Linked DNA regions of Mus musculus: all the other regions are linked to region 7. The links are chromatin loops, found by intact Hi-C in ENCODE. Cell type or tissue: gastrocnemius. All regions are shown on one strand. Region 1 overlaps 4930556A17Rik (a long non-coding RNA gene). Region 2 overlaps Gm20755 (predicted gene, 20755). Region 3 overlaps 4930556A17Rik (a long non-coding RNA gene). Region 4 overlaps Gm42210 (a long non-coding RNA gene). Region 5 overlaps Gm20755 (predicted gene, 20755). Region 6 overlaps Spata5 (spermatogenesis associated 5). Region 7 holds the start of Spry1 (sprouty RTK signaling antagonist 1).

Region 1 (4,000 bases), 200 kb before region 7:
TTACCAGAGGTCATGGACTGTGTTCACCAAGCATGTAAATGAAGTTTGGTGATAAACTTGGTGTAATTAAACATTGTAAGTTCAAACGGTAATTTGTTTCCCAGTTTCTCAAGTCTTGTGGCAATAGATTTCCTGGTCTTTGATCCACAGAAGTCAGGCACGGCTGTAATCAGGATTAAGCATAACACACTTGTTACAATAGGGTTGGCGATGACTCTATGGGTAACTGCACCAGCACCAAGACTGACAGCCTGAATTTAATTCCCAGGATCTACATGATGGAAGGAGATAACCCACTCTTCTGACCTACAAACACACACGCACACACACACAAACACACACACACACACACACACACACAAGCGTGAACATCATGAACCAACCTCCCCCCCTTCATCTATCTTCAGCCAAACATCCTTCAGCCATTCCTGCCAACCTGTGCCCTTTTCCCTGAGTATCTCACTTCTTCCTGATCTCAGGCTGCTCCAGAGACATAATACAGTGAGAGTTACACACACACACACACACACACACACACACACACACACACACACACACACACACCATAAGGAGGAGTATTCCTTACCAAGAGACAACTCTCACAATCAATCACATTATCTAACCTGTCCACAATTTACTCCAAAATAAATGAAGAGCTGAGGGCCTTACTGAGATGGCTCTCAGGAGAAGTCATGACAAGCCTCCGTGAGAACGGTTCACACATTCATCTCTGGGGGACCAAGGCCCAGCTGTAGCCACATCACGGTAGGGCATGGTCTTCTTTCACTATGACTCCACACAAGTGACCCTCAGTGACCAGCAGATTGCAGATAGAAAGCTCCAGTGGCTAGCTGAGCCTGGCACCAAGCCTTTTACTCCCCTTACAAATATTAAACACCTTCCATGACTAGTGGCATTCTCAGACAGCTCCCACACAGCTGTAGCCAGCTGGGCTCAGCTGCAACTGGTCACAGAGTAAGGACCAGATGAGCCTTGTCCACTGAAAACGTGCAGACAGCAGAGCCCTGCACTGCTGAGAAAGCCATGGACCAAGAGGACCAAGAGGAGAGAGTGCATCTGAGGTACCCACATGCCCCTGCTCACATCCTGTAGAGCAGGTAGTCCCCAGAAACAGTGACTTTCTTGTGGCCTTGTTTTTCAGGGTTTCTTCTCAGTGAGGGAACATTTAGGAGGCACTGTGCTGTCCTTAGTTGCTTGTCTCTTTTTCCTCCATCCTAGGCTGTAAAACAGTCATGGAGAGTTAGGGCTCTGGAAAGTGACTTAACAGCTGTAGCTGCTAAGGCCAAGGGATGGAGCTTGCACAACAAGAGAAGGGCAAACTTTTCAACCCTCAGAAAACTGCTTAACATCTTAGAGCTAACACTGTCTTCCCAGTCTCCCATGTACAAGAAGACCTGACGACAACCTTAGGTCACAGTGCAAGTCCTGAGCCAAACAGAAAGTGGCTGCATGTCTTTGAGGTAAAGGCAGGAACAAGTCTGCCCACGTACTTCAATCCTGTTCTGCAGCAGGGTTGAGGTGACCTGTGTCCTGTGTGTTCCTGTCCATCTTTCCTGCTTCCACCCTGGGTCACACACACACACACACACACACACACACACACACACCTCTGTCAGTGAAACCTATAGATCATGTTTAAAGCGTCTAGAAACAGTAATTGAAGAACAGGAAAGACCCCTAATGTAAGGACTATTTAGATTGAAGAGTGTCTGTTAAAAGTGTCATCTCTACAGGCAACTCAAGATGCAGCCTCCTGTTTAACCACACAGACAGGATCACAGGGGGAAATTACCTCAACACGTTCCTATGAGAGCTCGGGCATGCCTCTGTCTTGACTCACTTTTTCCCAGTGTGCCTAAGTCCACTGAAGGTTTCTAAAGAGCTCCACAAAGTCTTGCCTCAGGCGCTGCCACCTGCTAACCATTTCGAGAGACAGTTCCATGCCCTGTTTGCAAGCCTACGTTTTCATTACTGAGAGCCAGTGCTCAGAGCATGGCAAAACAGTTTAGTTCATGATACCTCTAAAGATTATTTCCCACTGACAAATTTGGCCCCTGTCCAGAGGATCAGGAAGCTTCTGGAAGGAGTCTGCCTCAGGTTTGCCAAGTCTCCCCTGCTGGGCTAAAGACACCTATTAAAACTCCAGAAAGAGCAAACCTCAGGAGACCATGAAGCAGGGACTGTGGTCCCAAGCGTTTCGAAGTTTGAAATTAATCTGGCCTCCACTCCCTAAGTTCCAGTGCCAGAGGGAGTTTGTTTTGCAACTGTGAATTTCTCACTGTGAGACACATGGGTCCTGGTGAGATCACACAGTGTAACTGTGGCACTTCAGTGAAGCCAGCCAAGTTCAAATCCACTTGGCTTTCCTCTTCTCCCAACATCCTTAGTTCGCACCCGCAACCGTGGCACTAAGAGGTGTTTGTGCAACTCGGAAGTGAGTCTGAAGAATAGGTTCCATTGAAGACGTGCTCGTACTGGACTGAAAATTATAGACTTACAAGGCTTCAGGGAGACAGGAGTGAGAGTCATCTGTGGTTGAAACCCAATAGTCGTTCCTGCCTGGTCTGTGATTTTCTACAGTAATGGGAGTTTAGTCAGGAATTGGGCCATCTGAAACACTCTTACCTCCTAGTGTTTTTGAAGCCAGCTGTAGCCGTTTGTCTAACTTCTGGATATGAACTAAAATGATACTTACAATCTATGACACATGTTCTCAAAAGACAACTCCTTCCTTCTTCCATTCCCCGGAAACTGCTATACTAGAGCTCTCCAGGATTCATGGCCACTTCATGGTCCTATAAATAGAGGCTGTGTATGATGGAGCACCAAGCCAGGGGATTCATGTATCAGCCTTCACACTAGCTTTTTATTTCTTCTCTCTGGGCACGCAGCAAAACAAAAATATCTCCTCCTGAGCTTCAGAGCTATTCTCGCCCAGCTCCTCTCCGGATGTATCATCCAACTCCATCTTCACTGGGCCTCCACTGAAAATGTTTCCAGATGCAATTTGGTTCTGTTTGTTTATTTGTTTTCTCAACTATCTCCATGGCTATTAACTGTAAAAATAGTCTACATCTGTCATTGATTTTTAAACGTCTGCATATTTATTTTCCAGGCAGAAGAAAACGAAGTGCTTTTTCCTCTTCCTCGCTTTGTTATTTACTCTCTGGCCATGTGTCTCTGTTCTTTCATCCAGTCTGGAACCCTGGGAGATCTCGTCCATCTGCAGGATTAACATTCACGCAAACAGCCAGAGTGTGTGCGAAACACAGCATTCCCACCGCCGCCACAGTGTCCTCGGAAAACTTTTTTTTTTAAAATATCAGCTTAAGTACAAAGCCTTTGAATGGTTAAGTGGGATCCAACCCAACAGTCTAGGCTCACTAAAAACTTACTGAGGACAAAAGGCAACAGCTTACAGAAGAGTGTGTGTCAGTGTGAAGAGATAGCATCGTGGAAGATCATTCATGGTCAAACAATGTTTGTTATGTGCACACATACATACTTGCTTGTGTGCACACACACTCATGTATACCATACCAGATCAAAAATGGCTTCTGTTGTGTGTACTTCTTAATAACTATTGGCAGAAGTCATCAGCAAAGCTTCCTGGTCTACGCTGTATTCATCTGTTTATCTTTTCTGTCCTCCTTCTAAATCACCAGAGAGAGAGAGAGAGAGAGAGAGAGAGAGAGAGAGAGAGAGAGAGAGAGAGAGAAGTAGAGAGACCCTAAGAGTGTATTAAGTAGAGAAGGATCTTTTCCATACTCCCAACCCAAGAGACTGTCACACATGAACATGGCCTCTGCCCCTCAAGAACAGTACCTCAACCCAGCGATACGAGATCATTCCACAAAGTAAACAAAGGACTTTTTCCTCTTCTTCACATTACTAACTCTCCTGTCATGTCTGCTTCAGTTGGTCTATGTAGTCTGGAAGCCCTGGAGATCTCTCCCTTCAGCAGGCTCCTCTTTCTTAC
Region 2 (4,000 bases), 290 kb before region 7:
TGTGCGGTGAACTTCTGGCTTTGCAGGCTCTGTGGAGAGGATGCAGGGGTGTGTCGCTTCGTTTGTTTGCTTGTTTTTGCTTCATGCTGTGCTGACTCTTGGCTTCTCCTTAGCTGAGTTTCCCAGTCTCCCTGAGCTTCCCATCCCCTCCCCCCTCGGAATGCATTAACTCCTAGGATGCAGATGCTAACTTTGTTAGGCATCTTCGATCAGCGCTTGACTTTTACATTAGAGTTTGAATTCTACCTCATCAGAGCTTGGCTATGACTTGAGACAATAGGTTATCCATACTCCAGCAGAAAGACTTGACAAGGAACACACAAGCACACACACACACACACACACACACACACACACACACACAAACATACAATAGATGGCGTGTGTGGCAGCTCAAGCTCTTTATCCAGTGCATTAAGATGACTTAGGAAGTTGGGGGTGGGGGGAATTCCATCCCTCATATAGACATGCAATAATAGTCTAATAATCTAATCTAACAAGTTTGACCCCCAGTAGGAAATAGTCAAAAAAGGACTTTCATGGAAACTGTGAAAAGATAAAGAAACAGTATGGTGGCCAGGAGAGTACACTTAGGAGTCAGTCCCTACTCAGCCACTCATCAGACATGTGACCTTGGGCAAATTCTGTGATGTTACCCTGCCTAGAAGTTCGCTTTAAGAAGGGGGATGCTACTGACAGAAACTGCCAGGCATCGGTCTCATAAGGATTAAAGGGATTATTAGCTCATCAGCAGTCCTTAGAATGGTGCCTAGTATTCAATAACCCGGAGAGAGGCTAGAGAGATGGCTCAGTGGTTAAGAATCCTTCCGGATCTCGAAGGGGACCTGATTTCAGTTGCCATGACTCATGTCAAGCATCTCACAGCCACCTGTAATTCCAGCTTCAGGGAAACTGACATGAGCTTCTGGGCTCCACTGGGCACCTACACTCATGGGCATGTACCTCCCAACCCCCTCCACATGTGTGATTTGAAATAAAACAAAATAAAATAAACAGCTGGATATTAATGCTGTTGAGTGGTCACTAAATACAGCCTGCAAAATCCCCGGCTCCAAATTCTTGCGTTAGATCCTTGACTTGAGGCTATTAACATTTAACCAGAGGATCGTAAATAAACTGAACTATGGTTAAACCCATCCTGTTAATGTGTCTGTTCCTGAGAAAATACAAACGCACATAAAAATGGAATGTCTTGGACCGTGTCTGGGAGGGAGGGATGAGCAATGAAAAGACGAGATGATTTGCTAAGGCTGCCGAGGCCGGACACAAACGTTTCTGGGCTCATCCTTGGTCCATGCCAGCACAGCTCTTAAAGCACAGGACTGAAATGACCTGCCTCCCACAGAGGAAGTGATTTTAGGGTCCAGGTTTCTGAGCATACTTTGGCATTCACGTCCTGGCTCCTGTTCTGATTCTTCTTCCTTCGTAATTACATGCCCGCTGTCAGCGCACCCAGCAATGATCCTTAATTACCTCCTCTTAATTACATACCTGCCGCCAAGGTGTGCCAGTTCCCCTTTGCCGTCCTCAGTCAGTTGGTCGATATTAGCCAGAAAGACGCACAGCAGCCCCAGGAAGGCTCCCTAGGAGCCTGTGGGTAGGAGGACAAGCTGGGGGATGTGTGTGTTTAATTGTCTTTCTTTTCTGGTTTTACTTTAAATGCTAGAACTTTCTCAGCCATGTTACAATGTGGTTTTGTTTTTGTTTTATGACTCGTCTGACTTTTTAAAAGATAACACAGGCAAAAGCCTCAGGGTACTTTCTAGATGTCCGATGCGTATTTGTTTATAGCATTCCAAAATATCATACATAGAGTTAGGTATTTCCACTGACTTTCTAACATCTTCCTCTTTTTATTGGCTGGAGATCAACTATAAAAGTCAGCACACACCAAAATACAGAGCTTCCTTTTAAATACAGAGAGAGAGAGAGAGAGAGGGAGAGAGAGAGAGAGAGAGAGAGAGAGAGAGAGAGAGAGAGAGAGAGAGAGAGAGAGAGAGAGAACTACAATTGTGACGTGCATTGTAATCTAAATGAAATTCCACCCCAGCAGCTGTTCTCCCAGAACAGACTTGTCCCTGATGACGCCCAGGTCTCAGGCCCAGAGCTGAACAGGAAGCTGGCTTAAGAATGGATGCACCTTTGAAAGTGGCAACCTGCCAATTGGAAGACAAACGTCCCCTTTCAACTGACCTCCGGTTGTGACAGTGTGCATACTTGGGGTACATTGACTATTCAGGGTATTGGAGAGGGTGGTTTCTGCCATCTGCTGAATTCTGCCTCTAGATAGGGAAGGAAAAAAGTATAAGAAATTAAATCACTGTAGGAAATATTAAAAAGTCGGGCTTTTTAAAACACATCGTTATGAAAACAAAACCTCCCTGAGACCCTGCTCTCTGGGTTGTGTGCATGTTTTTAGCTGTGTTTTCCTTTCAGTAACTTTCATTGCCTCTTGTGTTTCCATTACCAGTGGGCTTCCTAACATCTGTTTTCCATTTTTATTTCATTTCCACTTGTGACCTTTGGCCTAATCTTTGTGTTTGGAAAAACACAGGAATTAAAGTTGACATTATCTCCTCTGCTCTCTCCAAGCTGCAAGCACACGGCTTTAACCTTGTGTCGAAGGCAGTATTTACAGCCAGAGAATCAATGTGTTGCCGAAGGGAGGAAGTTACACAACGTGCAAGTCAGAGAGAGCAACCTGTAGTGTGGTGTTCTGTCTGTCAGGGTTTCTGGCATCTGAACGTCTATTCTAAGTCTGTGTCTGCTATTCAAAATTACACCAAACATTCTAGAAAAGGCCAGGTGCAGTTCCTTCCATAATGACAGTGACATGTCTTGTCTCTAGGATGGTGATGGATGGGTGGATAATCAGAAGATCTAAACCAACTAAAAGAGAGAGATGATGCAAAATATTAAAATTAGAAAGGAAAAGAGAGATTGTAGTAGACATTGATGGAATCTCAGAGGGTCAATGTGACATATTTTAAAAACATATCACATTAGTCAAGTTTCCCTAAAGAAGGAGCCTAATGGAATGTGTAGATATTACAAAAGGGATATATTAGATTGGCTCACACAGTATGCTCTCTCCACAAGGCTGGATGCCCCAGGAGTATCAATCTGGCACTGACTGCATGAAGGGTTCCTGGGAAGCCATGGCTCTTTAGTCCATGTTAGAGACCAAAGAAGCTGGTTCTGACGCCAGCAAAGGATAGTGGCAGCTATGACAGAGCCAGGGCAGGAGCTCTCAGCATGGAAAGAAGGTAGACAGGCACCTAAAGGCTCCACTCAGAGGAAACCTCCTCTCATCTCGGTTACCCCTTCCAGGAAATTCCCTCAGAGACCCACACAGAGGACTGTCTCTTAGCTGGTTCCAGATCCAGTCAAGTGAACATTGATTAGACATCACATGTACTTTCTGATCAATTGGAAAAATCCAGAAGAAATGGAAAAACTCTTAGACACATATGACCTACTACAGTAAAACCAAGGGACTATAAGTAACCTGAACAGTTAAGTAGCAAGCGAAACTGAAGCAATAAGAAAAGGTCTCCCAAGTTTATACACACACACACACACACACACACACACACACACACACACACACACACACACATCAGGCCCAGATGGATTCACCACTGTTTCTCAAGCTACTGCTTAAACTAGAAACAGAAAGAACATTACCAAACTCATTTTATGAAGGTAACTTTACCTTGGGACCAAAACTAGATAGGGATAAAATGGTGGGTTGGGGCTAGAGATTGAAGAAAGGAAAGAAAAAGAGGAAGGAGGGGGAAGGAGGGAAGCGTGGTGGGAAGGAGAGGAGAATCACAGGAGAAATCTCCCTCTTAGTCATAGATGCAGAAACTCTCAAATACTTTCAAAGTGAATTCATCTACATATCTAAAAGATTATTCACTGATACCAAGTAAGCTTCATTCCAGGAATACAAGGACAACTCAAGATGTCCAAAAGA
Region 3 (4,000 bases), 190 kb before region 7:
TTATTCTTTCTTGGTAATGTTTTTATTTTTAAAAAGTTAACATTATTAGCACAAATTATTCAGATATCTTACATGGGTAACATAAACCAGCATAGCTCAAGTAAAAGGCAAGTTGTTCCTATGTAAGAACAGGATGCTTCATGTAGCTGACTTAGGAATTCTGGAAGCCATGACAATTCCCCAATCCCCTTCCTTTGCCTGTCTCCATAACTGCCTTTCCTTACCCTCTCATACCCAACAAAAGCCTCTCTCTAGCTGGATGGTACACATGACTGAACAGCTGGCCACCAAATCTCCTCTGTTCTAGGTTTTTTTTTTTTTTTTTTTTTTTTTTTTTGAGATTAGCAGCCATTGGAGGGCTATTCACCTGTTTGGTCTCCCAAATAAGAAAAACATAATCTGTCAACAATCTAAATCATTGTCTAGCATAAAGCTAATCCTCATGCAGGTAGCTATCAGGATGCATGGCAGCAGTGGCTAGATGGAAACCTATGGCTATATCTGTGACCACTTGTGAATGTCACCAGCCAGTTTCACCACAGGAACCCTGACCACAGTCAGCTTTAAGATCCTCATACTAAAACCACCAATGGGAAAGAGAGCTCTCCCTGTGATATGGCTTAAGAACTCAACGTGGCCAGGCATGGGAGCACACTCCAGGAACGGAGGGACTAGGGAGGCTTAAGCAGGAGGCTCGCCACAAGTTCCAGGTCGTCCTGAGCTATATAGAATCACCCTGTCTCAAAACAAAGAACTGAAAATGGCTGCTGGAAATTTTCAAAGCATAAAGAAACATACCCTTTGGGGTATGGACAAAGGCCAGTGGAACTTCTTTCCAATTTTGGCCAACAGGGAATTCCTGTCAAATTCTACCACAGGTTTCAGATATTTCTAGTTCCTATGAAGCAATCGTTGATGTTGTTTTAAAATACTCCTAGGCAGCCAGGTAGTGCAGCACGTGGGAGCAGAGCGGGCAGAGCTCTGTGAGTTCCACGACAGCCTAGTATACATACTGAGTTCCAGAACAACCAGAGCTGCATAGTGAATCTTTGTCTGAGAAGCAACCTGTGACTCTGTCTTCCTTTCCTCCTGCTAAGTCTACCCCAGAAATTTATCCAGTCTCAGAAACGTATTCTCTTGTCTCCCTGTGTGAGTGGGACTCCTTAAAATAAGCCATCACATATTTGGGAGATACAGGCAGGAAGATCAGGAAGCCAAAGCCATCCTCCATTACCTTGTCCCAGGCCAGCCTGATCTACTGGAGACCCCATTTCAAAAAGGAAAACTGAAATTACACAGAGCAGATGGGACAAACTTTATTCCTTCCTTCATGTTGATGGATGAGAAAGGGAGAAAGAGTTAGTCCAGCTGATACAGAGCCTCAGAAGAGACAGCGATCTTTATTTTATTCTCTCCCCCATTCTGTCACAGAAGACCCCTCAAGTCCTTGTGTTGTGCCTACCCAAGGGTTAATCCCACATGAGATAAACTTGGGCAGTTTATAGCTCTGCTGGAGGTCTGGAAGAAAGCCCTTCCCCAGGGAGTTCTCAAGGTGAGATGTTTAAAACCTGATCCTTCTCAACACACCCAAGGTCATTTGGATGAAAATTCCAATATCCAAGCCAAGGGGATAGGATGGCCCTTAATCCTTCAGTGGGGTAATCATTTGATCCCTGGAAGTGTTGAGGAGGGTATCAGATGTTCTACAGGGCACAGCTCAGCAAACAGGAGGAGGCCAAAGAAAAGTAGTCCTTGTTTTTAAGTTAGCCCATGATTCTGTGAAGAGACTTCTGTCACCTGAAGATAATGCTGGTTGTCAGCGCTGCTCATTGACATCAAACCCACTGTTACTTTAATGTTAAACATTTTAATAAAGTTGAATACGGTTAATAGCAGCTTTTGCACTGTCAGAGATTTTCAGGGAAGGCTCAGTTTTATCCTCCTGCCTTCCACCTGGCTCCTCACTGAAAAGCTGTGTTACAAAATAAAATGGAAAATGAAGGAAACTACTTGGTGTGCTCAGTGTTCTTAATAGTTTTTCTTTTCTGCCTGACTTCCTGACTCACGACCGGATGAAAGGTGCTGCTAACCAAATGTCTGGGTGTTCAGGGAATCTCTGTGTCCCCTGGGTTAGAATTGTGTACATTCCAAGCCACCCAAGATGTAGTCAACAGTGCCACTTGTTTCCAGCTTATAACCATGGCAAACCCAGCTTCCTATCACACTATACTCTGGAAGCCACTGGTGGCTGGCCTGGACAATCTGCTGCTGGCCCTCAGCAAACCTGCCACTTGGTCATCCTCTGACTCTGAGATCAAGGGGTACGTTTTGCTCATTGCTGTCAGAACAGCAGTGGCCTCCCTCTCTGCTCCGTGTGTAATAGATTTCTATCTTTACAGGTGTCGTAGGCGATTGTATCTAGGACAGTCAGCCTGTAGCTGTGAACTCATGCTATCTAGCCTTGGTATGTTAGATGCCATGCCTGAATCCTTGAGTCCCTCATAGTAAAAAGGGCACAGAGAAGAAGGCAATAGGGAAGGTTAAACAGTTTGTGTTCGATGTTCCAGTTCCTTACATTCAAAAGCCCTTTTTGAGATACTATTATGGTTTGGATCATAAATGCTCACCAATGGCCCACATTTTAATGTCCTGGTATGTGGAACCTGTAGGAGGTGGGACCCAGTGGAAGGAAGCTAGGTTATGAGTAGGATTTTTAAGAACCCAGTCTCAGCTTCCTTCCTCTCCTGCATCCCTCTCTCTTTTCTTGGCCACCATGAGGTAAGCATCCCCTCTCCATATCACCATCACTGTTGCCTCTCAACACAGGCCAGAGTCAGGGTCATACAACTATGGCTGAAACCACCCACCAAACACATTGTGATGGTTTATATATGCTCAGCCCAGAGAGTGACACTATTAGAAGGTATGGCCCTGTTGGAGTAGGTGTGTCACTCTGGGTGTGGGCTTTAAGACCCTCATCCTAGCTGCCTGAAAGTCAGTATTCTGCTAGCAGCCTTCAGATGAAGATGTAGAACTCTCAGCTCCTCCTGTGCCATGCCTGCCTGGATGCTGTCATATTCCTGCCTTGATAATAATGGACTGAACCTCTGAACCTGTAAGCCAGCCCCAATTAAATGTTGTCCTTATAAGAGTTGCCTTGGTCATGGTGTCTGTTCACAGCAGTAAATCCCTAAGACACACATCTTTCTTTCTTTTTATTAATCTACCTCAGTCATTTTGACTAGCTATGAAAAGCTGACTACTGGGTCCTGTCCTTAGGTTCCAGAAGAGTAAACTATGACTTATTATCACTTCTTTGTAAGAGGAAGCAATCACTCAAAGTCACCAAGACCTCTGAGACTCCCACCAGATGGGCAAACACATCCAACATAAATCTGTGACCTTCTCAGAATCCAGACATATCCAAGTGCCAAATGCTAAAGTTTACATTGTCCTCTCCCATACCCATGGAAGGGTGGATGACTTCTGTGTTCAGTGGTTGCTGTTTCCAATGAAAATCAAGGAAAACATGGCTCATCCATCTTCAGTCTTGCCATAGACACCACTGCTGAGGACACTGGGTACCTACAAATGGCCAATTTATTGATATTTTTGCTCAACAAAGAAGCTGGTGTTTTAGTTCTGTAAGCTGTCCCCTTGTGCTTCCTCCCTTGGCCCAGCCCACACTCTTGCTGGCTGCCCTGTCTCTAAAGCTCCACAGCCACTTTATAACTCAGTCCTTCGAGCTCCACCCCAGGCCGAGTGGGGAGAAAGAAAACCTGCTTTTGTTCATTTCAATGAGACAAGTCTCCTGTCACCTCTAAGCAGCTAAGGGACACCAGAAGTGGCTGTAATTGGTTGATTTTCAAGCAGAATTGGTTTTGTTGCTCTTAACGACAATGATCTTAGTTAATGTGATGGAGCAGAAAGAACACCTCCTGGCCTACAGCCCTGTCCTAATTTTTCATTTTATTGTTTACCTTTTTTTGAGCTAGAGTCT
Region 4 (4,000 bases), 120 kb before region 7:
GTAAAGAGCACACCAGGATACTGGATTAAAGCAGACCTACAACCTCCAATGAGGTAGTAAGGGATGGAGTTCAGATAACCATCATTGTGCAGTATTTCAGGTGAGTCTCTTCATTTGAAAGTTGGTTCCTAGCTGGTGGCTGTTTGGGAAGGATTAGGAGGTGTGGCCTTGCTTCCCATTATTCCCAGTGTACTCTTTCTACTTCCTATTTGTGGACCTACTATAAGCTCTCGGCTGCTGCTCCTATACCATGCCTGCCTGCCGCCATGTTCCCTGCCACAATGATAATGGACTCTGACCTTCTGGAACTGTGAGCCCCAAGTGAACTCTTCTGTCTGTAAGTTTTCTTGGTCATGGTGTTTGGTCACATTACAGCAACAGAAAAGTAACTAAGACAGTCTGCTAGCTGTCTCTGGAGTAGATGGAGAACATCACCACTTGATTCGTATCATGAGACAGATAATGTATATGGTCCTGCTGCAGACCCCAGCTTCCGCAGATAGTCAATACATGGTACACATGCAGGATTTGCTTTTCTGACAGAGAGGCTGCTGTCTGTCAAATGATGTCAGCCTTTTTTAGATAATTTGATGGATTTCCTTTCCTTTTATTTATACAACGCTGTCACCAAATGTGAAGGGCTCTCCCACTGAAGGAAAGAGACCCTTGAGAGCCTCCTCAAAGCAAGACCTAGGTGAGAAAGCAAGGGGTTTTCATATAATGTGTCCCCACATCTCATATCCAATTGAATGCTCGTCAATATTCTCAGATCTGCTCACAAGTCACATGCCCCCATAATGCCAACTAGGACCACCTTGGGGTGAAGAGTTTAGTCTGACAATAGCTAAACTCTCTTCACCCTTACATCCCCTCATTCCCACAGCTTAGCAGCTAAGTCCCAGAGTGCTCCATTTCTGTCCCATCACTGATCCTCAGCAGCCACAGGTCAGGAGACTTTTCAGAGGTCCTCAGTGGCCCTTTAGAATGTGAATTGGTGCCCTCCACAGCAGCTTCAGTGGCAGCAGGTTCTGACAGCCCCAGCGGTCCCCCTGCTCCCGCACAATCGGACTCAGGTGATTGGACTGTTCCCTGGGTCACTGTAAGTGCAGACAGGAAGAAACTGCACCTCTGTTCCCTGGAGGAAATGCAGGTTTGTGAAAAATATTGCCTGAACAAGATAAAATAATCTGTGAGTCACCGAAACCCTTTCTTTCAGTGGTGACAGGCACTGGTAACATTTTTGATCACATTTAGATTTGAATGTCTTTTGAACAGGACAGGAAATTGAGGGATCTCTTACCTTAACTGCCACAAACGCATGGCATCTCAGAGTAGGGAGAAGAGATTACCCAGATCCTTAGTACAACATATTTTTCTTTTATGGGCCTGGGGTTTGCCCTGCATCTATCTGCAGCTGATGTATGCCTCGTTCCCTCACAGGTCAGAAGAAGGCATTGGATCCTCTGAAAATGGAGTTAGAGACCATGTTGGTGCTGGGAACCGAACCCTGGTCCTCTGCAAGAGGTTCTCTTCATGGCTGAGTCATCTCTCCAGTCTGCTTTATCCAGATGACTCTGAAGCTGCAGCAAGTCTTACAGCCCGAAGCTAATTGTTTAAACTTCCTTTCCTCTTATCTGTGTGTGTGTAGGACAGGGAGAGAGGAGGAGCGAGGACATGCAGAAAGCAGATGTGAAAATAAATATTTATCAACAAAAGCTTGGCAAACCTTGACTAGTATTTCTCCCTTGCACTGTGCTTTCCTGATTTCCCTGAACCCCAAGATATTTATAGCTAGAGAAGACAAACCTTTCTGTTTATCACTTCTTCACCAAGCCCAGGCAGCATGTGTGGGGAATTCCAATGCTTCCCCGTAAACACAACATTAAGAAACGTTTTTTGGCACAAGAAATCTCTGCCAGAGAAGGGAGGAGGCTGATTGTGTGACCACCTGCCTGTGTCCCTTCCATTGGACCCAGAGGAGTCGCCCCAGCGTCCCAGGAGTCTCCTCCTGCGGGGGTGGGGATACTGAAGCTATGGACAGCCAAGGGAAGCTTGTCTCCCTAAGAAAGAGGAGAGACTTGGAGCAGAGACAATGACAACCACACCTTGGTCCGACTACTTAGATTTGTGGGTCTCTTGCTTTCTATTTAAAACATATCCTCCTGTCGGGACGGACTCCAAAGATGGATTTGAGGAAACTGTGGCACTGGATCTTTCTGTCCTTCTTCCCTGTGTAGCTACGTTGAATAAATCTCCTTTTTCTGGCTTTCGTTATTAATTTGGCTTTTCCAGTTGGTGTATTAAGGACGGGTTGCCAAACCTGGTTCACTGGGGCACAAGCTGTGACCCTAGGCCCTGTAACAGTTTGTCCCGTCCTTGGACTTCCAGGCAGAATAAACAGCACCTGTATCAAAGGCGGCCACACACTGGCGCAGGCCCAGCAGCGCCGCCGCCGGAGATTTGGTCTGTTTATCAGACAGTACATTGTCTTAACCAGGATGTGGTCGCCTCTGTAACAAGAGGTATGCAAATGAGTTTCCCAGAGACCCAACACCCTGCCCCCCACTCAGTCCTTCCAGAGACACAGGCTAATGGGGGCTGTCCTGAGATCCGAAGACAGAAAGATGGGAAGAGGAAACATCCAGAATTAACCAGAGTAGTCCTTCAGACCCTTCGGAGAAATACCTCACAAATACAACCTCAAACCATCTCCCTCCCAAAGAAAACCATTTTAAAATTAGAGAGCATATTTTTTATTATTCGGTTAAAAATAAAATCTGATTCCCGCTTGTATACTCCCAGCCCAGGGGAGGAAAAAGAGACTTTAAAATGACCCTTTTTTTCTGTCCAGAAAATTGCAACAACAAGGGCTTCCTCAAGCCACTGACAAGAGTGTGTGTCTCAAGCCATTTGTCTCCTCCATAAAGAGATACAGTGACGACACCTGGATGCTGTAGTAGAGTGTCCAGAACACATCCTGGACCCTATAAATGCCAGATGACTCTACATTATAAGCATATTATCACAATGGAAGCACATAAGAAGAGAACAGGAGAAAGAAACTGGACTGGCAGGAGGGGCAGGGACCCCAAAGCAGCAGTTCCCACCACGTCTTTGTTTCTCTGGCCAGAATGGTGGAGGGGGTCTGGTTTTCCTCCTCCTCCTCCTCCTCCTCCTCCTCCTCCTCCTCCTCCTCCTCCTCCTCCTCCTCCTCCTCCTCCTCCTCCTCCCCCCCCCCTCCTCCTCCTCTTCCTAATTCTCCTCCTCTTCGTCCTCTAGGTGGAGAGCAGAGCAGAACTTCTGCCAGACACTGAGAACTTTCTGGTGGACAGACTTACAACTTAGGACTCTAGGCTTTCATGGAAAAAACAAAAAGGATTCTATCGATTCCCCAGTTTCACCCCATCTCCTGAATGATTGAAGGATCACCTCCTGGGGCGGGTGGGGGTGGTGGGGGAGAGTTGGGAGGGCGGGGTAAATGACACAGCAGCAATGACTGGGTGTTACAGGGAGACCAGTTTTTACTCCAATGACCTGGCTAAGGGACCCCTAGGAAGGTCGGCTCACCTTAAGCCATGCTAGATGAGTGGAATAATCAGCCTTTAATGAGATAATATGTTTTCCTTCCCAGAGTTCCCTAGTGCAGTCTTTACAAACCTCCATGGGTCTGCCCACCTTTCTGACTCTGAGAGCCATATCTTTTCCTTTTTCTTTTTTCTGTCATTTTTTAAAATGTTCTCCAGAACCTAACGGTGCTTTTTCTGGCTCTTTGGACATCCTTACTTTTTCTTTAAAGTTCCTCCCCACGACATAGCTGCAAGCTACCATGCTCTCTTAACATAAATGACATTCTCTGCTGGTAAAATGAGCCAATTCAAGCCACATTAGATTGTATTGAACACTCTGTGGCCCCAGGGAAGTTGCCATAGGAAGGGAGAGAGAGGAGATGGGGAAGAGAAAGAAAGTGTACATGCAGAGAGTAAAAGAGAGGAGAGAGAGC
Region 5 (4,000 bases), 310 kb before region 7:
CAGGTCAATATGGAAGAGCAGATCCTGGCAGAAATGTAGACATAACACTGTGTTCATGAGGTTTCAGGTGGGAACAAAGACTCTGTAAGGAGTTAGACTAGAGGCTAACCATGCTACATTCTGACCAGCAATCTATGTTTTATCTGTGTCTTGAAATGCTGAAGGAACATTCAGAAATAATGGACTAAATCATTTCACAGGAGAAATTTCAAAACAGCAGGACAGTTAGCCAGTTCCAAAGTTATTGGTGACTGGATTTTGTCAGTTTTATGGTGACAGAGAAGAAAAACAGAGTGGAAAGAAATAGAATTGTAATTTGGTGGAGAAGGGAATATGAGCATACTAAACATGCTACAGACAGGGTGATGCCAATGAGGCAAAATGCTAAAATCATTAGAGATCAGGACATTAGGGAGAAATTGAGGATGTTGTACTGCAGAAGCAATAATGAAGAACACCCCACCCACAAGTGGTTCTAGGATGTAAAAAATTCAAACACTTAAGAAGACACTGTCTAAAAGAATAGGAACACACCATTCAAACAGAGCCCTAGGTTCCTAGGGAGACCCAGCTACATTTGAATTATCCCCCACATAGTGTTTTGCATACCTGCAGAATACAAAAATCATGAGGTTAGGGGACCTTGTGCCAAGATTTCAGCAGAAGCCTGTGAAGGTGAGAAGTATAAGGTCAATTCTCCATAGAGAGGTCCCATGAGACAATCCAGAAAGCTTTAAGGATGAAGTCTAAGTTGAAACTGAGACCACAAGATGTTGGATGCCAGCAACATGGAGCATTTTCTGAGGAAAGATGATAAAACCAAGTGGAAATGAGCCCAGAGAGAGGACACATGGGCCACAAATGGCAGGGATGTAGAGGTGGGGCTGTCCAATCTCACATCATGCCTCCAGATGTTCCAGATGCCAAACACAAAGATGTAGACCTTTGTAGCTATGGTCCTGCTGGGTTTCATCTTGCATTGACTCCATTTTCCTCTGGTGCCCCCATTCCTTACTTTACGGGTGAGGGTATTTACCCTGTTATTATATACTGGTAGTATGTAATGCGCAGCCCCTGATCAGATAGGGCTTACAGCAAAGAATTTGCCTTGAGTCTAAGAAGAGACTTTGAACTAAAACTGTTAAGATTCTAGGGACTTTTGAAGTTAGAATGTATTTTGCATTATGAGATAGTTCTGAGACTATTATGTTCAGGGCCAGGATGCTCTGGCTTGAATTTAAAATGTCTCCCACAGACTCATGTTTCAAACTCTTGTTTCTCGTGTGTTTAGAGACTTTAGGATCTTACTAATGGAAGTGGGTGTCTAGGGATGAGCCTTTGAGGTTATAGTCAGCCCTGATTCTGGCCTTGAGCTTTCTCCTTCCTATCTTTAGCATGAGACAGGAGCAGCCACTGTCTCCAAGGGCTGGCTGATTCTTTCCCCACTGTGATAGGTGAGAACCTCTGATACTATAGGCTTGAATAATGTTTCTCTCACATGAGTTGCTTCTGTCAGAAAATCTGTCAAAGCAGCAAGAAAACTAGCTAATACACCATCAGAAAGCAACTCAGTCATGGTGATTTAAAACCTGGCATATCGTGAGTCTATCTATGCTCAGTTAACTTGGGATTTATGTTCTATAAGTACTACTAACCATGTTTAGGTATCAAGGGCTACCTAAGAATATCTGTCCATTCCTCCTCATCCTCAGGAATAGGTATGGCTTTGCCTGCATTTGAGTATAGCCTGGGAAAGATGGGACAAGTGAATAGCCTAGAAAAGGTGCTTAATCCACTCAATGTCTGTCATGGCTTTGACCCAGACTGGTCTTAGCCTCCCCTGTTTGAGTTCAGAAAGGCAGTATTGTATGAGAAGGAAGGGCTGGTTGGAGGCAGAAGTCATTTTTGAGCCTCCGGATTCCCAGGGTAGACCTGAGGAGGGCACTGTGGGACCTGAGTGGAATTAGTGCCTGGCCTATAACACTGATTTTTAGATAAAATCTGTCAGTCTCCAGACCATGCTTTGTGGATCTCCATATGAGTTTTAACAGATTTTAAGAGCGGGCCTGAACAAGAAGAAATACAGCTGTCTCCTTCTGGCCTTCACTCTTTCCTGTCACCTGGTCATGACTTCCGGTCCCTGCATTCTTGGACCTCTAGATTGTTCCTTCACTTCTATTCTTGAATTCTAGTTATTTTCCTTCTTTTATCAATACAAACCTGTTTATATGGTATAACTATGTTCTTAAATGTTTTATATGGCCTGCCTGTGTTTTGTGTTGAGAGTGTCTGTTAGTCTACCCATCCTGTTGGAGACAAACCATACTTGATACCAGTATTAAGATTTTTTTAGGCTTGTCCTGAGTGGGACTATATCAGCTATCTACTGCTGTGCAGAAAACTAACTCAAAGTAGAATAGGTTCCAACTCCAGTAAGTCATCTCTACCAGCAATCTGTGCATTGGCTGGCTGGCTCCTTCAACTAGTTCATTTGAAAAGTCATGAACATTTGGAGGTTCCCAAGAGCTCTGGATCAGCAATGGCCTCTTGTAATCAGAATGGGGCCTCCTCTTTCCATGTGGCTCCTCTTGGCAACTGAGTCCCAGCCTTTGACACACATAGCTGTAGGGTTCCAGGAGAGCAAAGATGGGAGTCACATAGTAGCCTAGCCTGCATGCCTTGATTTGCACAATGTCTCTTTGGCTGTGTCTTATGGGTCAAAAAAAATCACAAAGTCAGTCTGACTTAATAGAGTTGAGAAATTGACTATTATTAGAAGGAGCTTCAGTGGCATAGCATAAAGAAGCAGGATGGCACAAAGGCAGTGCTTAAGACCAACAGTCTCAGTACATAAACTACAGGGTACCCAGTTACACGGAACTTTAAAAAGACAGCTGCATTTTCTAGCTCAGGTGTGTTCCAAATATTACACAGGACACACGCAGGCTAAACAAACAAACTAAAGCCTTCATTGTTTATCTGGCTACAAATTTACCTGTGTTGATTGTGCCTGGAAGTGCTAATTAACGGACATCGTAAATTTTGCTTACAGCCAACATTGGCTTTCAACCTCTATATAAAACAGCCACAGCTTGGTTCTTTAGGAAATCTCAATCAGTAAGTATTGCTCAATATAAGAGAAAATATATCGTGTTAGCCTCAGGAGCCCTTTCAAAATATTAGCAGACCATCAATAAAGCCTGTCAAGACAGAGTGGCTATTTCTATTGTAGTCAGCTCATCTGTTTTTGAATGTGGGATTCCTCAACTTATTGCTTCACTCAGATACATTCTCTGGCTCGACTCTCTTCCCATTCTACCAATCAGCCCATCAGACATGGCTTCCCACATGGCTGCTGGGGAGGGCTTTCCCAGAGGTTGCTCAGGTTATACCCAACCAGAGTCCTCTCTCACACACCAGGCTGTGAGGCACTAGCACAGATCTCACCCCAATGGAAAACAGCAGCACCATGACCCAAAAGAAGCAAGATATCAAACCCCGGTCAAAAGGAGCTTTATTTACAGGCAACTCAGCCACTTCAGGGAACACACCATTAATCTCACAGTATTTCTGAGAGAGCTTTGGACAGTATTATCTAATGTTGATTCCCATCTCTTATTTCTGCAGTCCTATCTTTCACTTTAATACTACATAATAGCTGTCTCCAGTTTCCATGGCTTCCTTCCTGTGCCTGGAGCCCTCAGAGCTTGTCAGAGAACCATGATTTGAATGTAAAATGCCCCCAATGACTTGTGTGTTTAAACATTTGGCCCCCAGCTGATGGCTATGGCGGAAGTTGTAGAACCTTTAGAGGTAGAGTCTTGCTAAATTAATTGGGTCACGGAGGGGGGGATTTTGAAAGTTATAACAAGGCACCATTTCCTGCCCGATTTCTATTTCATGGTGTGCAGAGATCAGAGTAAACAGCTTCACCCTCCTGCAGTCACAACCTGGAGACGCCATGCCTTCTCCGTCATGATGAAGAATATCCTGAAAATGT
Region 6 (4,000 bases), 160 kb after region 7:
TAACCAATGTTCTTTATTCTTTTCTTTTCCCACTTTATTAGGGCCCTTTTGATTTGCCTGATATCTGCTATGAAAGAATCAGCGTACTTTGAATTCTGTAACTACATATTTTTGCTATCAGTATCTAAAGTACACTATGTATTTCCCCTGACACAGTCCTAAGTTTCATTATTTCTAGTCTCTAACCAACCTTTTACTCTTTTGTTCCACTGAAGTTAAAATCACAACTCAACAACTCCCTAGTTTTTATACTCCATCAGTGGTTCTCAACCTTCCTAATGTTGTAACCCTTTAATACAGTTCTTCATGTTGTGGTGACTCCTACCATGAAATTATTTTAATGTTACTTCATAATTGTAGTTTTGCTGTTATGAAGCATAATATAAATTTTTTATATGCAACCCCAAAGGAGTAAAGGCCTATAGACTAAGAACTGCTGCTTTAGAACGATGAGGCATTTAGTTGCCAAAACCTACTGTTTAGTTAAGACAATGTACACACTACTAAATGTTTACTTCCTATTACTATTCATATGGATCCCCTGAACATATCCCTCTTCTTGCTAGGATACCTGCTCAGAGAGCTAGTTAGCTCGAACGCTTGCATGTGTGCTCTCTCTCCCTCTCCCCCACCCCTCATTGTTCGCTTCTATTTAACTTACAGGGTAGTTAGATAAACTTTCAGGCTCAAAGTTATTGCCCATTAACATTTCGAAGATGTTACTTCTTTCTGGACCCTGAACCTAATACTCTCATTTCCTCTATTGGTAATGTGGGCATAACTTCACATACTGGCTTTCTTGCAGGCATGCAGGGCAGAATATAGTACTTAACTGTAACCTAGGCTCAGAACAATGCCAGGGAAGGCAGTCACTACCACAGTGCTACACAGTGTTAATAGGTAAACAAACTCAATCATACTATTTACTTAAGCTTTGCTGGCCAAGACAAACCTATCCATTTGAAAGAAAATGTAAAAAAGTAAACAAATAGTGAGCTAAACAATTATGAAGATATCCTCTTTCCAAACTATAAATGCATTGATTTGTTTGTCATTTATAAAAGCTTGAATGAAAGTTAGAAAAAGAAAATATAGCCCTATAAAACAGTAGTATACAATTTTTGGTGAGATTCAACTTTCTGAACTACCTGAAGGGAGAAAAACCATTTAGCTTTTAAATGTGCTCTCAAATTAAAGATCAAAAAGGAGAAACTTACCCATAGATCTGGCTAGAGCCAAACTTTAGACTCAGTATCTTATTTTCTTCTCTACTTTTGAAATGGTTCAATCTTTTTGGGCTTGCATCATCCTCTGCAATATTCAAGGCACTAGATTCTCCTGTACATGCTTCCATTATTCTCACAAAACTCACACTTGTTAACACTTCCTCATTTCCCACACAACAACCATGCCTTCTTTAAATTCTTGTTGTTACTCTAAGCACAGCACCAACTGAGTGAGGTACTAGTACCAATAGAGGATACAAGCTTCACTAAGGACTTATAATGATACTAATATTTCAAAAATGGGAACCAGTTCTAAAAAGAAGAAAACCTTTAGGTCCCAATTGTGTTTATTTTGAACTTGCCATATCCACACAGCTCTACAGTGCTATAATATAGATACTGGCAAACAACTTGAATAGACAGAAGCTAGAGATGGAATTTCAATTATAGATTGTGTAGTAAATATATGGATATAAAACAAATCATATATGACAAAGGAAAAGGCAGGAATGGGAGAGGAAAACAACCATTTTGTTGCTAAATCAGTATGGTGCTAGCAAGGTGGGGTGAAGTGGACAATGAATGGGGCTTCTTCAATTTTCAGTCTTCCTTGTTTCTAGCTAAATACTTTCCAGACTAGTCAACCAAAGCAGACTTGTATCAACACAGACTGATTAAAAAGTTCCTCATAAAGTTAAGGTGATCAGAAGAAGCAATCCACTGAAGACGCACTTCCCCAAATAAAAAAATTCAAATGAAACTGGACTCCCGATATGAAGAGAGACCATGTAAACACCAACCACACGAAATTCCAGATGCCAGGCAGTCTGAGCAGCTCGGCAATAACTATCACACCGTGAAAGAAAAAGGTGCTAACGGGTCTCAAAGGACTATTTATGATAATTTAATGCAATGATTGCTGTGAAATAGCTGATGTATTATGCACACTAACACATATTCAATAGTACAACTGAAAGTGAAAGCGAAACTTAAGATAATTAAAAGTACAATTTAAAATTTTAATAAATATAATGGTATTTATCCATTATATTTTCATTCCCTTTTCCCCTCATAGAGAGAGAATCCATAAAAGGATGCACTTTGATTTACATGAACTTTTCCCTTGCATTCTCAAACACTTGCCAAGGAGCTATTCTCGTTTTATAGACAGAAGTCCTCTTCTCACAAAAAGACCAAATTAAAATCAGAATCTGGCTTCAAATGACTGAAAACCCATTTCTAGTACAGGCAATCTATATAAGAAAAGGCAAACTAGGTTACGCTGTGCTGTAGAAAGCTATATTGTTCATAATTAGGTTGGCTGTTTACATGATAGGGGGTTTACACTAAGAAGGGGTCTAAATAAAAAGTGAACATTTCTTGTTCTTTAGGACCATGTCAATAAATGGTCACAAAAATGAAGACTGGCTATTCATAAAGTGTATGGTAACACTGCAATATAGGAAAGGTATGGTCCCTCAACCCGAATCATCCTCTAAATAAGTTATGACAAAACAGACTAGATCATAATCATATAGCAATCATTTAAAGGATCATTAACATTCTTTTCTGTTGTGGAGCTCCACGTGAAGAGAAAGGAAACCAGATTTCTAACAGCAAAATCTACAAGATCATGTAGTATTAACATTTCCAACAATAGAAGCTAACATCAGAGTCAATCTGAAAAGCAGAAAGTAAGGGCAGTTGACAAAAAGATTTCCTCAAATGTGTTACATCCTGAAGACAGAGTACAAAACCTAGATCTTACACATTTTTGATGCATGAGCTGAGCAACAAAACCTTTGTCCCTGAGTTTCCTATCTATAACAGTAATCTCCCACTGAAATAAAAACAAATCTTCAGAAGGAAGACAGGGATCTAAAGTTATTTACCACGTAGTTCTATACTATAGGCTGAAACTGAAACCACACAAATGTCAGTTCTTAATGAAACCAGAGCAGGGAGACTGAAGAACACAGAACACACCTAGCTATCTTCCTCTTTTCTTGACCTAGTTGATTTTAAGGTCTCTATGCTTTATTTCAAATGAGAAGATTCCTAATTCAAAGTAGATCCTGAAAACTCAACCATGAACATAATTGATAAAACACACACACGACAAAAAGAATAATTGAAAAATTAAAATGGGGAGATAAAGTTATTCCAGTCATCCAAAAGAAAATAAAACCGCAATTACTAGATTGTAAAAGATACAAGATGTCATTAAATGTCATGCATATAAAAGTCAACTGAAATAAAATAAGAGATGTAGTAAAGAAGAACATAAAACAACACACAACTATACAAAATATTGAGAAGTGATACACAAAAACAAGAAAGAAAACATGGGTGACTATGTTAATAACTAGAGAATTAGAATACAGAGTCCAGAGGGGATGTAGTATGTTATGGATGTGTAGGAACTAAGAAGCAAGTATGAATCAACACTAATGAGAATAAAAAAGGAAAGAGATAAATCCAGAATCATACTTTACAGTTTTCTCTCAGAAAGTAGTGGACCCAAAAAACAAACAAACAAACAAAAACCAAAAACCAAAAAACCAACACCACAGGACTTTGGTAGGGTACCACACCAAACAGAGACTCTTTCAAAGGACATAGGAAACATTCAATGAGAGATCACATCTTAGATCAAAAAAGGAAAACAAACTAGTTTTAAAAAGTCAAACTAATTTTAAATTTTTTAAAAAAATAATTACTCTCTGATCATAAAAACCTGATCTCCAAAGAGTATATGGAGAATTCCAAATATT
Region 7 (4,000 bases):
GCAGGTCTTCTCGCTACCGAAGGTCCCTCTGTGTATTCATTGCTGCCTCTGATGGCTTTGATCTGGTCTAGGGACAGAATCGTAGCAGGCTGAGTGTCCCTGTCATAGTCTAACCTCTGCCGGCCTTCCACAGCCGGTGGCTGAATCACCACTAGCGAAGTGTGGCTGCCATGCTGACTTGGGGAATCCATGTGGAGTGATCTCCAGTTCCAGCAGTCAGCGGAAATCTGCCATGCATCTGAAATCCTAAAGAAGAGTGAGAGAGAAAATAAGCGACAGAAAGCGGATTTGGGGGAGAAGGGCTGCTGTCAAGTAACAAATTCCCCAAGCCACCTGGTAATGATCCCCTTCATCGGCTGATTTCAATGATGCCGAAGCCTGGCCAGAGTCCAACTCCAAAAAAAAGATTGCAGAGGACCATATCACAGGAAGACAGCAAAGACCTCATGCCTTAAAAATTAGAAGTTGCTCTCCAGCTTCTAAGAAGCAGAGGAAGTCGTGTCTTCCTGTTTGCAAACCTAACAAATAATTAAAATGAAATATGCCTTCGAAAGAGCAATTCAGTGTGAGCCCTGGAACTGTTCTCAGAGTTCACTGTCAGTTCACTGGCAGTTCACGTAAGGAAAATGTCAGCTACTTTTTAAAGATTAAGAATGGCTTTAGTGCTGTGGCCTCTCGGCCATTTATATGCTGTTACGAGCTTTAGATTAATGAGAAAATTAATCAAGGCAATTTCCAAAACACCGGCTATTCCAAGCTCACTCGGAATCTCAAAAGGCCATTTTCAGCAGAAGTCCGGGTCTGAAGCTAGCTCATCACACAGATCTGTGAGACGAGCAAAGGAAGCTACAAAGAATGAAGAGTGCTCTGCCACAAAGAACACAACCCGGACGGTGTGGACTTAGCTTTCCTTAAAGGTTAATCAAGGCTCCCCCACACAACGAGGATAACTTATGCACAAGTGTCAGCCCTTTAAAGCAGGGAGAGGAGCCCTGGTCTTTTTACATTATATTTAATTCCCTTCATTTATTAGCACGACAGACCTTGATTTTCACAAGCCCTGAATTGACCTGCTTTTTGTAGTAAAATAAATACACTGATAGACAACAAACACAACTTCCATGTCAAAAGGAAATAGCTTCCAATTTATAACGTATTCTTCCTGAGACAGACCAAACTCTTTCGATTCTGTTTCTGGGCAATAGGTATCTAAGATATTTTTTTACACAAATGCCTTCCGAACTCACAGATGCACCTTAATTCAAGAAGGCACCCCTTTGCACTTTTCTGGCATCCAAAGAAAATCAAAACAAATACGTCGGTTTACTATGGATGCTAACTAATGTCCCCAGACTACATATGTGTTAGCTTTTTGGAGGCCCCTCTAAGCTTATAACTACCTTCTCCGCACATGAGATGCACGGCCATAACAGCATGTTGTGGTGCCGAAGCCCTAAACGACACTAGAAAACTGCCCATCCTTGCTCCTGTGCCATATCTATTTTTTAAAAATTTAAAACTCCATAACGAAGACTTTAAATATGCCAAGTCTCATCCACAAGAAAGGAAGACGTGGGCACGGCTTGTTTGAGTTATGAAACCCCTAGGCACGGCTTTAATTTGCATTTTACAGGGCATTCCCAAGCAAGTTCGCTCAGGCGGAGCACCTAGGCACCCCGCAACTGTCCAGAGCGAAGCCGGTGCGCACCCGCGGACAGCAGTGTGGGTAGCACCGTCGGGCGCTTGGGCCCCACGCCGAGACCTCAGGGGCACCGAGCCGCGGCAGGTCCGGCCGGATAAAGTTATGAATGAAAACAGCTCGCGGGCGGGAGGAGGCAGCGCCCTCTCCCCGCGTCCCGCGGCACTGCGCTCCGAGCACAGGCGGGCGCTGGGTCCCCAGCGCCATCGGGTGCCGCGCGCTTGGCACGGGCTGCGCGAGGACCGCCAGGACCGCCCGGCCCGCCCCGGCCCGCACCTGCCGCCCGCACTCACCTCGGCCTCCGCGGCGCCGGCCGGGGGCGCCGAGCGGGCGGAGCGCGCGCCGCATCAAGCGCGGCGGGGCGGCCGGGCGCGCATGGCCCGCGCTGCGGCCTCGGCGGCCCCCGGGCAGGGGCGCTTCTCCGCGGTTGGCGGCGGCCGAGGGCGGCTCGGGGACATCCGCCGGGTGCGCGCGGCGCCCGCTCCACAGCACCGTCCCGTCCCGGTCGTCAGGCGCGCGGCCCGGCGTCGTCCCGGGCTCTCGGGTCCCCGCAGGTCCGCGTCCCCGCAGTCGCCACGCCGGCTGCAGACGAGCAGAGACAGAAACACGTGAGTCCCTTGCCAGCCCGGGACGCTGTCCTGCTCGCCGAGATGGACAGCCACGAGCCCCGGACACACACGGCCGTGCACGTTTTGCCCCCACGGAATGCCCCGCAGTCCAAAGCGCGTCCGAGAGACGCGTCTGCGCGAGGCAAGCCCGCACGCAGGGACGGGAAAAGTCAGGTCTGGCACGAGCGCCCGGCGGGTCGGTCCCCAACAATGCGCACAGACACGCGGGTGCGCGGCGGTGCCAGCCCGCGTTCGCACACGCGTAACTCGCTGCCTGGCTACGGAACTCGCTGCAGGGCCGACCGCAAAGCGCCGGGCACAGAGCTAGAGCCAGCTCCGAAAACGTCCAGCTCCTCGAAAATAAAATAAAATAAAGCACCATTCTCACCTGATCTTGCCAGGTCCTCGGCGGGAGGGGAAGGCTCTTACCTAGTGCAGAGCCTGGGGCCGGCCCTCCCGGCACATGCACGCCGCTCGCAGCCGCTCCTTAGCCCGCAGAGCTCTGGCTGCGGGGCCGCCGCAAACCCCTGCGTGCTGAGCACTCGCGCGCGGGCTCCGCAGCATTTCAGCGTCGCCGCCACCTCCACCTCCACGCCGGGACCCGCCCCCGGTGATATCATGTGTCAATCACGCGGGCTGCACGAAAACCCGGAGCAGGATTTCAGCGATCGTGGATGTGGACTCGAGGACGCTCTAACAAAAGTCGATTGCCTGCAGGAGTCCTGCGAGCGCAACTGGGGAGGAGCGGGCATTCCAGGGCCCCTGTCAGTCGTGAGCTGTCAGCCTCCAATTTAAGGGGACTGGTGCAGCCACCCTTAGAGTTGAGTTTAAAAAGAGTTGTGAAGAACATTTAAAAAACAATAACAAACCACCAACAACAACGGAAAAAAAAATGTGTACACCATGACACCGTGCCCCCAGATAAAGGGAAAAGTGCAAAGTTCAGATCATGCGAAATATGAAAGTTTCAGAAAGAACAGTCATTTTTGCAAATGTAATATAATTACACACTAAAGGGTGGGATTTCCTGCTGTGGGGTTTTAGTGATTGCTCCATTTGGTTTGTGATACGATCCCTAAAATTACACGGGGGGAGGGGAAGGGGAGAAAACGGGGCCCAAGTTCTTCCTGCTTTGTAATGTTTGTATAATTTTGTCCAAAACACCAATGCATTTTAAATGAAATAAAATAAGCATAACTCATCAGGAAGTTTTAGCTTTAGCCATATGTCTGTCACGGGGTGGGGGACTTTAGTAAGCTGGGAATGCTTTTTGCGTCTTTACATACTATGGAATTTGGTTATTTATTATATGGACGCTATAGCTCAGGATGTAGTGAAAAGGGCTGTATGTGGAATTAAAAATTCCATAGAGTTTTAAAAATAACCTAAGACCCCCAAAATATTGATAGAAAATATTTTTCCAGGGAATTTTATCAGGAATGGTATTTGATAAACAAAAACTCCATGATCTAAATCACCTGTGAATGTGAGTTAGGATATTTTGGGTTCAAAGTAATTTTTTTTTTAAGTCTTAACAATTGCAGTGAGTTTTTATAAAGTTTTTGTTGTTGTTGGCATAATGCATTTGCAAGCTTTTGAATGTTTTTAGAATTCACGGTTATGTGTGGAATTACATGCAAGGAACCCAGGACACTCCCTATGAAGAAGATCAGCAGTAAGAAAGTGCACTAGA

Evidence for each region. Hi-C counts contacts between places; a loop is a spot of excess contacts. Peaks named below come from ENCODE experiments on the same cell type or tissue, not always from the same donor. Only the 100,000 strongest peaks of a DNase experiment are listed, where the experiment ranks them.
Region 1: a loop joins it to region 7, with 7 times the contacts of the local background. A loop is called at or near these places in 4 of 42 quality-filtered maps.
Region 2: a loop joins it to region 7, with 2.7 times the contacts of the local background. A loop is called at or near these places in 6 of 42 quality-filtered maps.
Region 3: a loop joins it to region 7, with 4 times the contacts of the local background. A loop is called at or near these places in 4 of 42 quality-filtered maps.
Region 4: a loop joins it to region 7, with 2.5 times the contacts of the local background. A loop is called at or near these places in 14 of 42 quality-filtered maps.
Region 5: a loop joins it to region 7, with 5 times the contacts of the local background. A loop is called at or near these places in 17 of 42 quality-filtered maps.
Region 6: it touches region 7 in a loop (3-fold over the local background); 16 of 42 quality-filtered maps call a loop at or near these places.

What each region holds. Positions count from the first base shown.
Region 1 is chr3:37,843,778-37,847,777 of GRCm38, reverse strand. The region is part of intron 2 of 4930556A17Rik (a long non-coding RNA gene); the gene reads right to left. Among named protein-coding and RNA genes, the nearest start is that of 4930556A17Rik, 18 kb to the right of the region's middle. In gastrocnemius, no CTCF peak of the experiment used is centred here; a DNase peak (open chromatin) is centred at 2,092; H3K4me3 peaks cover 1,391 bases; H3K27ac peaks cover 3,654 bases.
Region 2 is chr3:37,933,659-37,937,658 of GRCm38, reverse strand. It overlaps Gm20755 (predicted gene, 20755), which reads right to left. Exons shown (of 4, transcript NR_040559.1): 2 at 2,215-2,303. Among named protein-coding and RNA genes, the nearest start is that of Gm20755, 37 kb to the right of the region's middle. In gastrocnemius, no CTCF peak of the experiment used is centred here; DNase peaks (open chromatin) are centred at 1,419 and 2,161; H3K4me3 peaks cover 391 bases; H3K27ac peaks cover 3,880 bases.
Region 3 is chr3:37,830,180-37,834,179 of GRCm38, reverse strand. All of the region lies in intron 2 of 4930556A17Rik (a long non-coding RNA gene), which reads right to left. Among named protein-coding and RNA genes, the nearest start is that of 4930556A17Rik, 4.0 kb to the right of the region's middle. In gastrocnemius, no CTCF peak of the experiment used is centred here; no DNase peak of the experiment used is centred here; H3K27ac peaks cover 2,665 bases.
Region 4 is chr3:37,756,760-37,760,759 of GRCm38, reverse strand. The region is part of intron 1 of Gm42210 (a long non-coding RNA gene); the gene reads right to left. Among named protein-coding and RNA genes, the nearest start is that of Gm42210, 5.6 kb to the right of the region's middle. In gastrocnemius, no CTCF peak of the experiment used is centred here; a DNase peak (open chromatin) is centred at 2,453; H3K4me3 peaks cover 1,033 bases; H3K27ac peaks cover 2,398 bases.
Region 5 is chr3:37,951,046-37,955,045 of GRCm38, reverse strand. All of the region lies in intron 2 of Gm20755 (predicted gene, 20755), which reads right to left. Among named protein-coding and RNA genes, the nearest start is that of Gm22899, 42 kb to the left of the region's middle. In gastrocnemius, a CTCF peak has its summit at 1,941 (motif pointing right); a DNase peak (open chromatin) is centred at 1,938.
Region 6 is chr3:37,475,791-37,479,790 of GRCm38, reverse strand. The region is part of intron 14 of Spata5 (spermatogenesis associated 5); the gene reads right to left. Among named protein-coding and RNA genes, the nearest start is that of Spata5, 58 kb to the right of the region's middle. In gastrocnemius, no CTCF peak of the experiment used is centred here; no DNase peak of the experiment used is centred here; H3K4me3 peaks cover 1,062 bases; H3K27ac peaks cover 1,213 bases.
Region 7 is chr3:37,638,801-37,642,800 of GRCm38, reverse strand. It overlaps Spry1 (sprouty RTK signaling antagonist 1), which reads right to left and starts at 2,854. Exons shown (of 3, transcript NM_011896.3): 1 at 2,696-2,854; 2 at 1,993-2,281; 3 at 1-246. The coding sequence starts at 191. In gastrocnemius, CTCF peaks have their summits at 1,826 and 3,020; DNase peaks (open chromatin) are centred at 1,826, 2,252, 2,517, 2,927 and 1 more place; H3K4me3 peaks cover 3,484 bases; H3K27ac peaks cover 3,263 bases.